Linked DNA regions of Homo sapiens: region 2 is linked to region 1. Evidence: chromatin contacts called from ENCODE Hi-C or POLR2A ChIA-PET data. All regions are on one chromosome and are shown on one strand. The core of a region is the stretch at or near the end of the contact, and the rest is flanking DNA. Distances in the headings are between cores, read along the strand shown. Region 1 holds the start of ADPRS (ADP-ribosylserine hydrolase). Region 2 overlaps AGO3 (argonaute RISC catalytic component 3).

Evidence for each region. A loop is a pair of places that touch in the nucleus more often than their neighbours do. ChIA-PET counts read pairs that join two places held with the same protein, here RNA polymerase II (POLR2A). Pooled maps may share reads with other maps.
Region 2: a pooled map shows a loop between it and region 1 (5-fold over the local background). The contact joins the enhancer-like site here to the promoter of ADPRS in region 1. A Hi-C loop is called at or near these places in 1 of 168 maps with a recorded cell type or tissue (CD4-positive, alpha-beta T cell), 9 of 37 single-sample maps with no recorded cell type and 4 of 50 pooled maps. POLR2A ChIA-PET finds 5 or more read pairs at or near these places in 5 of 52 experiments (A673, BJ, K562 and 2 more).

The regions. Positions count from the first base shown.
Region 1 is chr1:36,087,470-36,092,585 of GRCh38, forward strand. It overlaps ADPRS (ADP-ribosylserine hydrolase), which reads left to right and starts at 1,423. Exons shown (of 6, transcript NM_017825.3): 1 at 1,423-1,646; 2 at 3,775-3,871; 3 at 4,149-4,356; 4 at 4,441-4,625; 5 at 4,953-5,053. The coding sequence starts at 1,436. TEKT2 (tektin 2) reads left to right here. Exons shown (of 10, transcript NM_014466.3): 8 at 1-113; 9 at 259-338; 10 at 504-806. The coding sequence ends at 717. RefSeq lists enhancers at 926-1,511, 1,512-2,096 and silencers at 1,241-1,330, 1,441-1,870.
Region 2 is chr1:36,031,358-36,036,865 of GRCh38, forward strand. It overlaps AGO3 (argonaute RISC catalytic component 3), which reads left to right. Exons shown (of 19, transcript NM_024852.4): 13 at 2,817-2,976; 14 at 4,820-4,910. Among named protein-coding and RNA genes, the nearest start is that of TEKT2, 50 kb to the right of the region's middle. RefSeq lists an enhancer at 2,936-4,135. Within about 2 kb of position 3,419, at least 4 of the 41 ENCODE cell types and tissues checked have a DNase peak (open chromatin) inside an H3K27ac peak, as active enhancers do.

The sequences.
Region 1 (5,116 bases), core at 173-2,672:
ACATCCGGCACCTGGAGGAGGATCTGCGCACAAAGCTCCTGAGCCTGAAGCTGTCCCATACCCGGCTAGAGGCCAGAACCTACCGGCCCAACGTGGAACTCTGCCGGGACCAGGTGAGAGGGTGTCCCAGTGGCGCACGGGCCCCCTAGCCAAGGTTTTCTCATATTCCTGATGGAGCAAGGGCACTGCTGTCAAGGGGCAGCACTCAGGTAAAGGACAGTGTGGCTGACTTGGAACTCCCAACCCCTCTGCCTCCAGGCACAGTACGGCCTCACCGACGAGGTTCACCAGCTAGAGGCAACCATCGCTGCCCTGAAGCAGAAGCTGGCGCAAGCACAGTAGGTCTCGGGAGTGGGCGGAAGGAGCAGTGAGACGCTGCCCACAAATGGGGCCTCTTGCTGGCTGCTGGCTCCCTGGGGCTGTCTTCCTGACTGAAGGCTATGCACGCAGCCCAGGCCTCCCAGCCTCATGGGGGCTGGGGGGTTGTCAATGTCCTTCCCTAGGGACGCACTGGACGCCCTGTGCAAGCACCTGGCCCGGCTGCAGGCTGACATTGCCTGCAAGGCCAACTCCATGCTGCTGGACACCAAGTGCATGGACACACGGCGCAAGCTGACCGTGCCTGCTGAGAGGTTCGTGCCTGAGGTGGACACCTTCACACGTACCACAAATAGCACCCTGAGTCCACTCAAAAGCTGCCAGCTGGAGCTGGCCTAGCCTTGGAGGACTGCAGGAGGAGGGCAGGGTTGGGTGGGCAATGGAAGGAGGGAGGAGAGAAATGAATGGAATAAATGCAGAGGATCTCAGGCCGGCTGTTCTCTGCCCCACTGTATGTAGCCAGCAGGGAGAGGGTTCTTGAACACCCTCCTGTCTATGGAGGAGCAAAGATGGGGAACACTATTCCTCCGAACTCCATGTACCAAATCCAGTTCTTTCCCTCCCCTCAGGGCACCCCTCTCTGGGCTGGGTCAGCACTCCTGGGCTGCAGCAGCGCGGCCTCTACCTGGCTGTGTCCCAGTTGGCCCCTGGTCCGCCCTCCTGATGCTTAAGGGAGGCCCACAGGGGGCAAGGGCCCGGTGGGAGGGCTTGGGGGTGGTCCCGGCCTCGGTGGGGAGGGCCGGCTGGGGGTGCGGAGTTAGGGTTGCTCGCCTGCGGAAGGCAGTGTGGGCTGCAGTGATCCAATGGTCTGGCTCAGTGCCCATCCCCCGGAGACCCCATAGTGGCCTTCCCACCCAGTTAGCCCAGTGGTGAGGAGCGGAAAACCGAGACTCAAAGCACAGGCTGGCGGGAAGTGCGCGGCGCCGCGACTCCGGGCCGCTGGGCGGCGCTGTGGGCCTGGCGGCGGAGTGGAAACTCTAGGCCCCAGGGAGCGCTGCGGACGGAAGTAGGGAAACTGTGAGGGCGGCACCGGAAGTGGCGAGCAGTCTGCGCGCGGATGGCCGCAGCGGCGATGGCGGCAGCGGCAGGTGGAGGGGCTGGCGCGGCCCGCTCCCTCTCGCGCTTCCGAGGCTGCCTGGCTGGCGCGCTGCTCGGGGACTGCGTGGGCTCCTTCTACGAGGCCCACGACACCGTCGACCTGACGTCAGTCCTGCGTCATGTCCAGAGTCTGGAGCCGGACCCCGGCACGCCCGGGAGTGAGCGGACAGGTGGGCGGGGCCGGGCGCAAGTCAGAGGCCGTGCGGGAGGGAGGCCGAAGGGGCGCGGAGCCTCCGGGGGCGACGGGTCGGGGGTGCGCGGGGATGAGGCTGCCGAGGGCACCGGGGCCAGAGCCGGATGACCCGCAGACAGCTTGAGCTCAGCGAGTGCCAGTGCGATCTCCGGCCTTATAGACGTCTCGCCCCGAACATCCCGTGCTCGGGGCGTGGCAGCACCGGGGCCTCAACCGTGCAGGGTGTGGATAAACCCATCGTAAGTTGAAAATACCTGAAGTGGAAAGTGCGCTTTCAGCTTAGACGACCGTTTTATCTGGACGCAGCCCCATCGGACGTCGAGGAGCCTATGAATGCGTATCAGCGTTATCAGAAAGCCGAAAAAAACTTAAGTTGAACCATCCTAAGTCGGGGACTGTCTGTCCACCCTTGCCGACTTGACCTCTTTTTCCCGGTTCTCTAGAGTCAGTATACCACCAGCCCGTTCTCCACCCCGCAAGGCGTGCTTTGGAAGCCTGACTCTAATCGCGTCCTCCCCTGCCTAAAACCCTGCTGTGATTTCCCATTACCCTTAGTACAGAGCCACATTCCTTAACGTGTCCGACGTGGTCCGGCCCTCCCACACGTCTGCAGTTTCGTTTTCCGCCAGCCTTGGCCTTGCTTTCTGCTCTTCGGTTCCTCACACCATGATTCCTCTAGGCCAGGCGTTTGCATGCGCTGTCTCGCCTGTAAAACTAACTTCCCTTCCCTTGTGGGCTCAGATCCCGGCTCAGGTAGCAGGTGTGAGGTCAAGCAGAGGAGGTGAATCTTCTTGGAGAGCAGGTAGCATAGTAAGAAGAAAGGGCCATGGTCAGAACCCTGGAGAACACCGGTAATTAAGAGGGAGGGAGGGAGGGAAGGGGATTAGGGAAGGAAACAGTTTGATAGGAGGAGAAGCAGGAGTGGCTATCAACGAAACCTAGGAAAAGAATTTCAAAATGAAGACACTGATCACTGGTGGTGTGCTCCAGAGAAGTGAAGTAGGAGGAGATCTGGATCCAGAAACTATCATTTTCAATCTGGGTATGGTGGCGCACACCTATAATCCCAGCTACTCCAGAGACTGAGGTGGAAGGATCATCGCTTAAGTCCAGGAGTTCGAGACTAGCCTGGGCAACATGGCAAGATCCTGTCTATAAAAAAGAAAAACAAAACAAAAACAAAAAGACTGGAGCTGCAAGGATGGCAGCCACAAGGGGATGGAAGTTTTCTTTCAGAAATCAGAAGATCAAACCATGATGTAGGCTCATAATAAATAAATACATAAAATAGAAAGCAGCAGGACTGACTTGGAATAAAGAATTGCTGAAAATCCCATTGCTGAGATCCTAAGGCTTCCCAGGCCCACGAAAGTGAATGGGAGTGAGAAACTGATTTGAGGTCATTTTAGATGTGGTAACTCTGAAACATGAGTAGAGGCTGGGTGCCGTAGCCACAACTGTAATCCCAGCGCTTTGGGAGAGTCCACTTGAGCCCAAGAGTTTGAGACCAGCCTGGCAACAGGATGAAACTCCATCTCTACAAAAAAAAAAAAAAAAAAAAAAAAAAGCCAGGCGCAGTGGTGTGCACCTGTAGTCCCAGCTACTCGGGAGGCTGGGGCAAGAGGCTCCTTGAGCCTGGGAGGTCGAGATGGAGTGAGCCATGGTCGTACCACTGCACTGCAGCTTAGGCAACAGAGTGAGACCCTGTACCAAAAAAATAATAATATAAACTAAAATAAAAGGTGAGCAGGGCCAGGCACAGTGGCTCAGGCCTATAATCCCAGCTCTTTGGGAGGCCAAGGCAGGAGGATTGCTTGAGCCCAGGAATTCAAGACCAGTCTGGACAACAGAGTGAGACCCTGTCTCTACAAAAAAATAAAAGTAGCTGGGTGTGATGATGCATGCCTATAGTCCCAGCTACTTGAGAGGCTGAGGCAGAAGGATAGCTTGAGCCCAGGAGTTCAAGACTGCAGTGAGCCATGATTGCACCAGTGCACTCCAGTCTGGGCAACAGAGCGAGACTCTGTCTCCAAAAAAAGCAAAAAACAACAACAAAAAAAACAAAGGTGAGCAGGAGGCTCTCATCCTCCCTCCTCTCCCCACAGAAGCCTTGTACTACACAGATGACACAGCCATGGCCAGGGCCCTGGTGCAGTCCCTGCTAGCCAAGGAGGCCTTTGACGAGGTGGACATGGCTCACAGGTGAGGGGGATGGTCCTGGGCTGAGGCAAACCAGGTGGGAAAGTTATTGCACCCCTTGACCAGAGGAATGACATTTGTGCATGTCCACGCCCCCAACCCTCCACAGAAGCCTGTGTCAGGCTGGCACAGCTTCCCAAGCTAAAACAGCAGCACTGCTGGTGCAGGCTCCTTAGGCCCCCGAGGCTTTCTCTTTTTCCAAACTAGCCTCGATTTCTTCTCTCCCAACCCTTAGAGGCATCTTGTAAATCTGAATTCTGTCTCCCCTTCTGTTCCCTAGATTTGCTCAGGAGTACAAGAAAGACCCTGACAGGGGCTATGGTGCTGGAGTAGTCACTGTCTTCAAGAAGCTCCTGAACCCCAAATGTCGCGATGTCTTTGAGCCTGCCCGGGCCCAGTTTAACGGGAAAGGCTCCTATGGCAATGGAGGTGCCATGCGGGTGGCTGGCATCTCCCTGGCCTATAGCAGTGTCCAGGATGTGCAGAAGGTATTCAGGGCGGGCTGGCTTCTGGGCTGTCCCCTTCCTCTTCTGCAGCAGGGCTTCTGTGACAGCAGGTCTCCTCCTCCCTAGTTTGCCCGGCTCTCGGCCCAGCTGACACACGCCTCCTCCCTGGGTTACAATGGCGCCATCCTGCAGGCCCTGGCTGTGCACCTGGCCTTGCAGGGCGAGTCTTCCAGCGAGCACTTTCTCAAGCAACTCCTGGGCCACATGGAGGATCTGGAGGGTGATGCCCAGTCCGTCTTGGATGCCAGGGAGTGAGTATGGGGCTGGAGGTGTGTGGTGTGGGTATGTGGGTGATCCAGGGGGCCTCTGGCATTGCCGCAAACTGTAAACCTTCCTCAATTGCAGACCCTAGGGAGGCATGGGCAGAAGCCCCTTTATCTTGTCTATGTTTCAAGGCTCTCAGGGTCCCAGAGAACGAAACGACCTGCTCACCCCAGCCCTCTCCCACCTCTTGTCGGCACCTGTGCCTGGCTGCCAGCCTGACCACATCCCTGCTCGTTCTCACATGCAGCCCTCTCCCCTGCCCGCGCCACCACCCTGCTAGCTCTGACCTCCCTGAAATCTCCCCTAAACCACAGGTTGGGCATGGAGGAGCGTCCATACTCCAGCCGCCTGAAGAAGATTGGAGAGCTTCTAGACCAGGCATCGGTGACCAGGGAGGAAGTGGTGTCTGAGCTAGGTGAGTGGGTCTGCCTGGGATTGTCTCTCCCTCTGTCGTCCTTCAGGGTCGGTCTTGGGCTCA
Region 2 (5,508 bases), core at 2,169-4,668, 54 kb before region 1:
GATTTCTGATCTGTATCATTTTCCTTCTCTCTGGAAAATTCTTTTAATATTTCTTGCCAAGCATTTCTACCAGCAACAAATACCCTGTTTTTATTTGTTTGAGAAACTCTTTATTTCTCCTTCATTTTTTTTTTTGAGCCACATAATGATTTAATGTTTACTTGCAAATCATTCACTCACATAATTTCAAGTACTAAGTCATTCTGGAATTCTTACATTCTGACATTAAGAACATTCACATGTTGTGCAGCCATCATCACTATCCATTTCCAGAACTTTTTTCCATCATCCCAAACTGAAACTCTTTATCCATTAACCAATAACTTTAATATCCTATTAAACCTCACGTAACCCCTGGAAAGCACTGTTCTACTTTCCGCTTCCATGAATTTGACTATTCTAGTTTCCTTATGTACATGAGTCCTACAATATTTGGCTTTTGGCATAATATCCTCAAGGTTCATCCATGTTGTACTATATGTCAGAATTTTCTTCCTTTTTTGGGCCAAATAATATTCCATTGTTTGTATATGTGTGTGTGGGGGGGCGGGGGGTGTGTGTGTGTGTGTATACACCACATCTTGTTTATTCTTCTGTTGATGGACACTTGGGTTGCTTCTACACTTTAGCTATCATGAGTAATGCTGCTATGAACATAGGTGTACAAATATCTCTTCACAACCCTGTTTTCAGCTATTCTGGGTATACATCTAATAAGTGTCATTGCTGCATCATATGGTAATTCTATTTTTAATTTTCTGAGGAACCTCCACAGTGTTTTCCACAGTGGCTGCACCATTTTACATGCCCACCAACAGCGCACAGGAGTTCCAGTTTCTCCACATCCTTGCCCCAATGTTTGTTATTCTCTGGCTTTTTGATAGTAGCCATCCTAATGGGTGTGAAGTGGTATCTCATAATGTCTTTGATTTTGCATTTTCCTAAATGATTAGAGACGTTGGGCATCTTTTCATGTGCTTATGGGTCATTTTTCTGTTTATCTTCTTTAGAGAAATGTGTATTGTCATTTGTCCTTTTTTTTAAGGCAAGGTCTCACTCTGTCACCCAGACTGGAGTGCAATGACACGATCATAGTTCACTGCAGCCTCCATCTCCTAGGCCCATGCAATCCTCTTGCCTCAGCCTCCTGAGTAGCTAGAACTAAAAGCACATACCATCATGCCTGGCTAATTAAAAAAAAAATTTGGCAGGGATGGGGTCTTGATTTGTTGCCTAAGCTGGTCTCTAACTCCTGGGCTCAAGCAATCCGCCTCAGCCTACCAAAGTGCTGGGATTACAGGTGTGAGACATTGCACCCATTTTTCTATGTTTTTTATATATAAGAAGTTATGCTGGGTGCAGTGGCTCACACCTGTAATCCCAGCACTTTGGGAGGCCAAGACGGGTGGATCACTTGAGGTCAGGCGTTCAAAACCAGCGTGGCCAACATGGCAAGACCCCATCTCTACTAAAAATACAGAAATTGGCTGGGCGTAGTGGCTCATGCCTGTAATCCCAGCACTTTGGGAGGCCAAGGCGGGTGGATCACCTGAGGTCAGGAGTTCAAGACCAGCCTGGCCAATGTGGTGAAACTCCATCTCTACTAAAAATACAAAAAAAAAAAATTATCAGGGCATGGTGGCAGGTGCCTGTAATCCCAGCTACTTCAAGAGGCTGAGGCAGGAGAATCACTTGAACCCAGAAGGCAGAGGTTGCAGTGAACCGAGATTGCGCCGTTGCACTCCAGCCCTGGGCAACAAGAGCGAAACTCTTATCTCAAAAATAAAAAATAAAAACAAAAAAAATAAAAAGTAAATAAAAATACAGAAATTAGCTAGGTGAGGTGGTGCACACCTGTAATCCCAGCTACTCGGGAGGCTGAGGTAGGAGAACTGCTTGAACCCAGGAGGCAGAGGTTGCAGTGAGCTGAGATCGCGCCACTGCACTCTACCCTGGGTGACAGAATGTGACTCCATCTCAAAAAAAAAAAAAGAAGTTATGGCTGGGTGCAGTGGCTCTTGCCTGTAATCCCAACACTTTGGGAGGCTGGAGCAGGAGGATCACTTGAGCTTAGGAGTTTGAGACCAGGCTGGGCACCATGGTGAGACCTCCCTCATCTCTACTTAAATAAAAAAAAAAAGGCTTGGTGTGGTGGTGCATGCCTGTAGTTCCAGCCACTTGGGAGGCTGAGGCAAGAGGATCGCTTTAGCTCAGGAGGTCGAGACTACAGTGATGCATGATCATGCCACTGCACTCCAGCCTGGGTGACAGAGTGAGATCCTCTCAAAAAAAAAAAAAAAAGTTATATACACCGAAATATTTATGATGGTTATAATGGCAGAGGAGAGGAAAGGAACAGGGGACTTTTGTTCTTTGCGCTATAATACCTCTGAATTTTTAAATTAAAGATAAGAGAATAGGATTGAAAGCTGTAAGTGTACTGTGATTACAAGTACATTAAAATAATATAAATGAGAAAATTATTGGAAGAGAGTACTATAAAACGATAACAAGGGATTATGTGCATGTTTCACTTTATGCTTTTCAGTTATTGCAGTTATGCTATGGCAAAAATATACCTTTTTATACAAAGAAGAAAACAACTAGAAAAATTGTCACTAAATACTTAAGCTAGTCTTCAAAGCAGTATACTTTCAATTTTAACAGCATCGCCTTAGTACTGTATTGGCATAATTTTTGGTATCCTGTAATACAATGATGGATTTTAAGGGGGAAACATAGTAGCTTTATTTTCAGTATGTAAAATTATTTTCAGGTCTTTTTTTCTGACTAGAGGTTTTGCATCTATTCCATAGCGGAAGTGAAACGTGTAGGAGACACACTTTTGGGTATGGCTACACAATGTGTTCAAGTCAAGAATGTAATAAAAACATCTCCTCAAACTCTGTCAAACTTGTGCCTAAAGATAAATGTTAAACTCGGAGGGATCAATAATATTCTTGTACCTCATCAAAGGTAAGATATGCTAATCGCTTATGAAAATATTATTTTTATATCTTCATTTGTCTATATATGACCATATCTAACTACTATAAGGGCTGTGTAAGAGACCCCCTTAATAATTCCTACTATGGGAGATTCGTAGACATTTTGGTAAAAAAATAATTTGGATTGGCAAGGTTCAGAGATTCTCTTGTGAAAATGCCCCCCACAATTTTATTTTATCTTATTTTTTAAGGAAAGAATGAAGCAAAGCAACAAAAGCAGAGATTTACTGAAAATGAAAGTACACTCCAGAGGGTGGGAGCAGGCTCAAGCCCCAAAAATTTTCATTTAGTATGCAAAGTACCTCTTACCTAGCCAGAAAGTATCCAGTGCTTTATTTCTCACTGGAGAGCCCAGCTTGAAGAATTTTCACTTTATTTGGTAATCATCTTCAACCTGGTTTCATGAGACTACTCACCTACCTGGAATGTGAAGGAGAGAAGGAACTGGGAGCCCAGATTAGTCAATTAAGTAAGCCATATCAGCCTTCCTGCTATAGTCAGTGAGAAAACACATTACTGTTAGATCACCCTTCTTAGAGCTGGAGCTCTTAGGAAGTAAGAGACAACATGACCTAGAAACAGGAGGTAGCTTATTGTGCAAGTCACTGAGGAAGAGGTCATTTTTCAGAGAATTGAACAAGTTCCCTTTTAATAGTTGAAGCAATTAGGCCTCAAAAAAGTTAACTGTACACCACAAATAAACATTAGAATAAGAATTGGCCCATGTTTGTTTGACACAAAAGTCCTTTTTTTCCTGTTTTTCCATGCCATCTCTACTTTCTACCCCTGTTAAATATGAGATGAGATCCGTAAATGAGATAAATAAAGAATTTTATCAACAAGCCCAACATGGTGAAACTTTATCTCTACAAAAAAATAGAAAGATTAGCCATGTGTGGTGGCATGTGCCTGTCGTTCCAGCTACTCCAGAGGCTGAGGTGGGAGGATTACCTGAGCCCAGGGAAGTCAAGGCTGCAGTGAACTGTGATTACGCCACTGCACTCCAGCCTGGGCAACACAGTGAGACCCTGTCTCAAAAAAACAATAATAACATAAAGTAAAATAAAAGGAAGTCCTAGCTTCCTTTATGACCATTGAATATATGTTACTCAAATTTATACTTTTGGCCAGGGAGTGGGAGTAGTGGATTCCCAAAATCCCTTCCAGTCTGAAGTGTAATGATTCCTTTTTCCCTTGAGAGATTACATAGGTTTAAAATATAAGTCTTTTTTTAAAGAGTGATAAAAATTTGTGGATCATAAGGAAGTTTATAATTTTGTGCCCATGTTGGAGAATACTAGCATCTGTTAATATTAATACAGCCCTTTTCAACCACCAGCACCACTATTTTAGATAAAATTCTGCTGTGAATAAAACTTTGGATTGGCCGGGTGCGGTGGCTCACGCCTGTAATCCCAGCACTTTGGGAGGCCAAGGCAGGTGGATCACAGGGTCAGGAGATCGAGACCATCCTGGCTAACATGGTGAAACCCCATCTCTACTAAAAAATACAAAAAATTAGCCGGGTGTGGTGGCGGGCGCCTGTAGTCCCAGCTACTTGGGAGGCTAAGGCAGGAGAATGGCATGAACTTGGGAGGTGGAGCTTGCAGTGAGCCGAGATCGTGCCACTGCACTCCAGCCTGGGTGACAGAGCGAGACTCCGTCTCAAAAAAAAAAAAAAAAAAAAATTTGGATTACATAGGACTTCCTCTGTGCTGTCAATAACTTGAAGTTACGTTGCAATTGTGTGAAACAGATAAATGGATACTGAAAAAATGAAATATCTAACCCTTTTTCAAAATGTGTTTAAGACCTTCTGTGTTCCAGCAACCAGTGATCTTTTTGGGAGCCGATGTCACTCATCCACCTGCTGGTGATGGAAAGAAGCCTTCTATTGCTGCTGTGAGTGTTAGCCAGGTTTATCTTACCTAAGGTTGACAGACCAGTATCAATTTTGCAGTTTCAACTTTTTGAATTTTAATATTTTCTTTGTAGCCAACTTTCATAAATGTTCTTTGGGTTTTTGAAAAGAATGATTATTCTCTGGTTTGGAGTTTGGAAGTTCCATATGTATCTATTAAATCAAGTTTGCTAGTTATATTATTCAAATCTTCTGTATTATACTTTAATTTGTCTACTTGACCTCTCCATGATTATGCATTTTTAGTTACTTTTTGTTGTTTTGAATAGTTTGTTTGTATATTTCAGTAATGTCTTTGTCATAGAAAGATACACTACATATAAGCTTGGTGGATTACATTTTTTATATATAAAATGTCTCCCACCTTCATCCAGGTCAATACTTTGCACCTGAATTCTTTTATTTTATTTTATTTTATTTATTTTTTTCAGACAAAGTTATCTTGTTGCCCAGGCTAGAGTGCAATGACACAATCTCGGCTCACTGCAACCTTCATCTCCCAGGTTCAAGCGATTATCCTGCCTCAGCCTCCCGAGTAGCTGGGATTACAGGCACCTGCCACCATGCCCGGCTAATTTT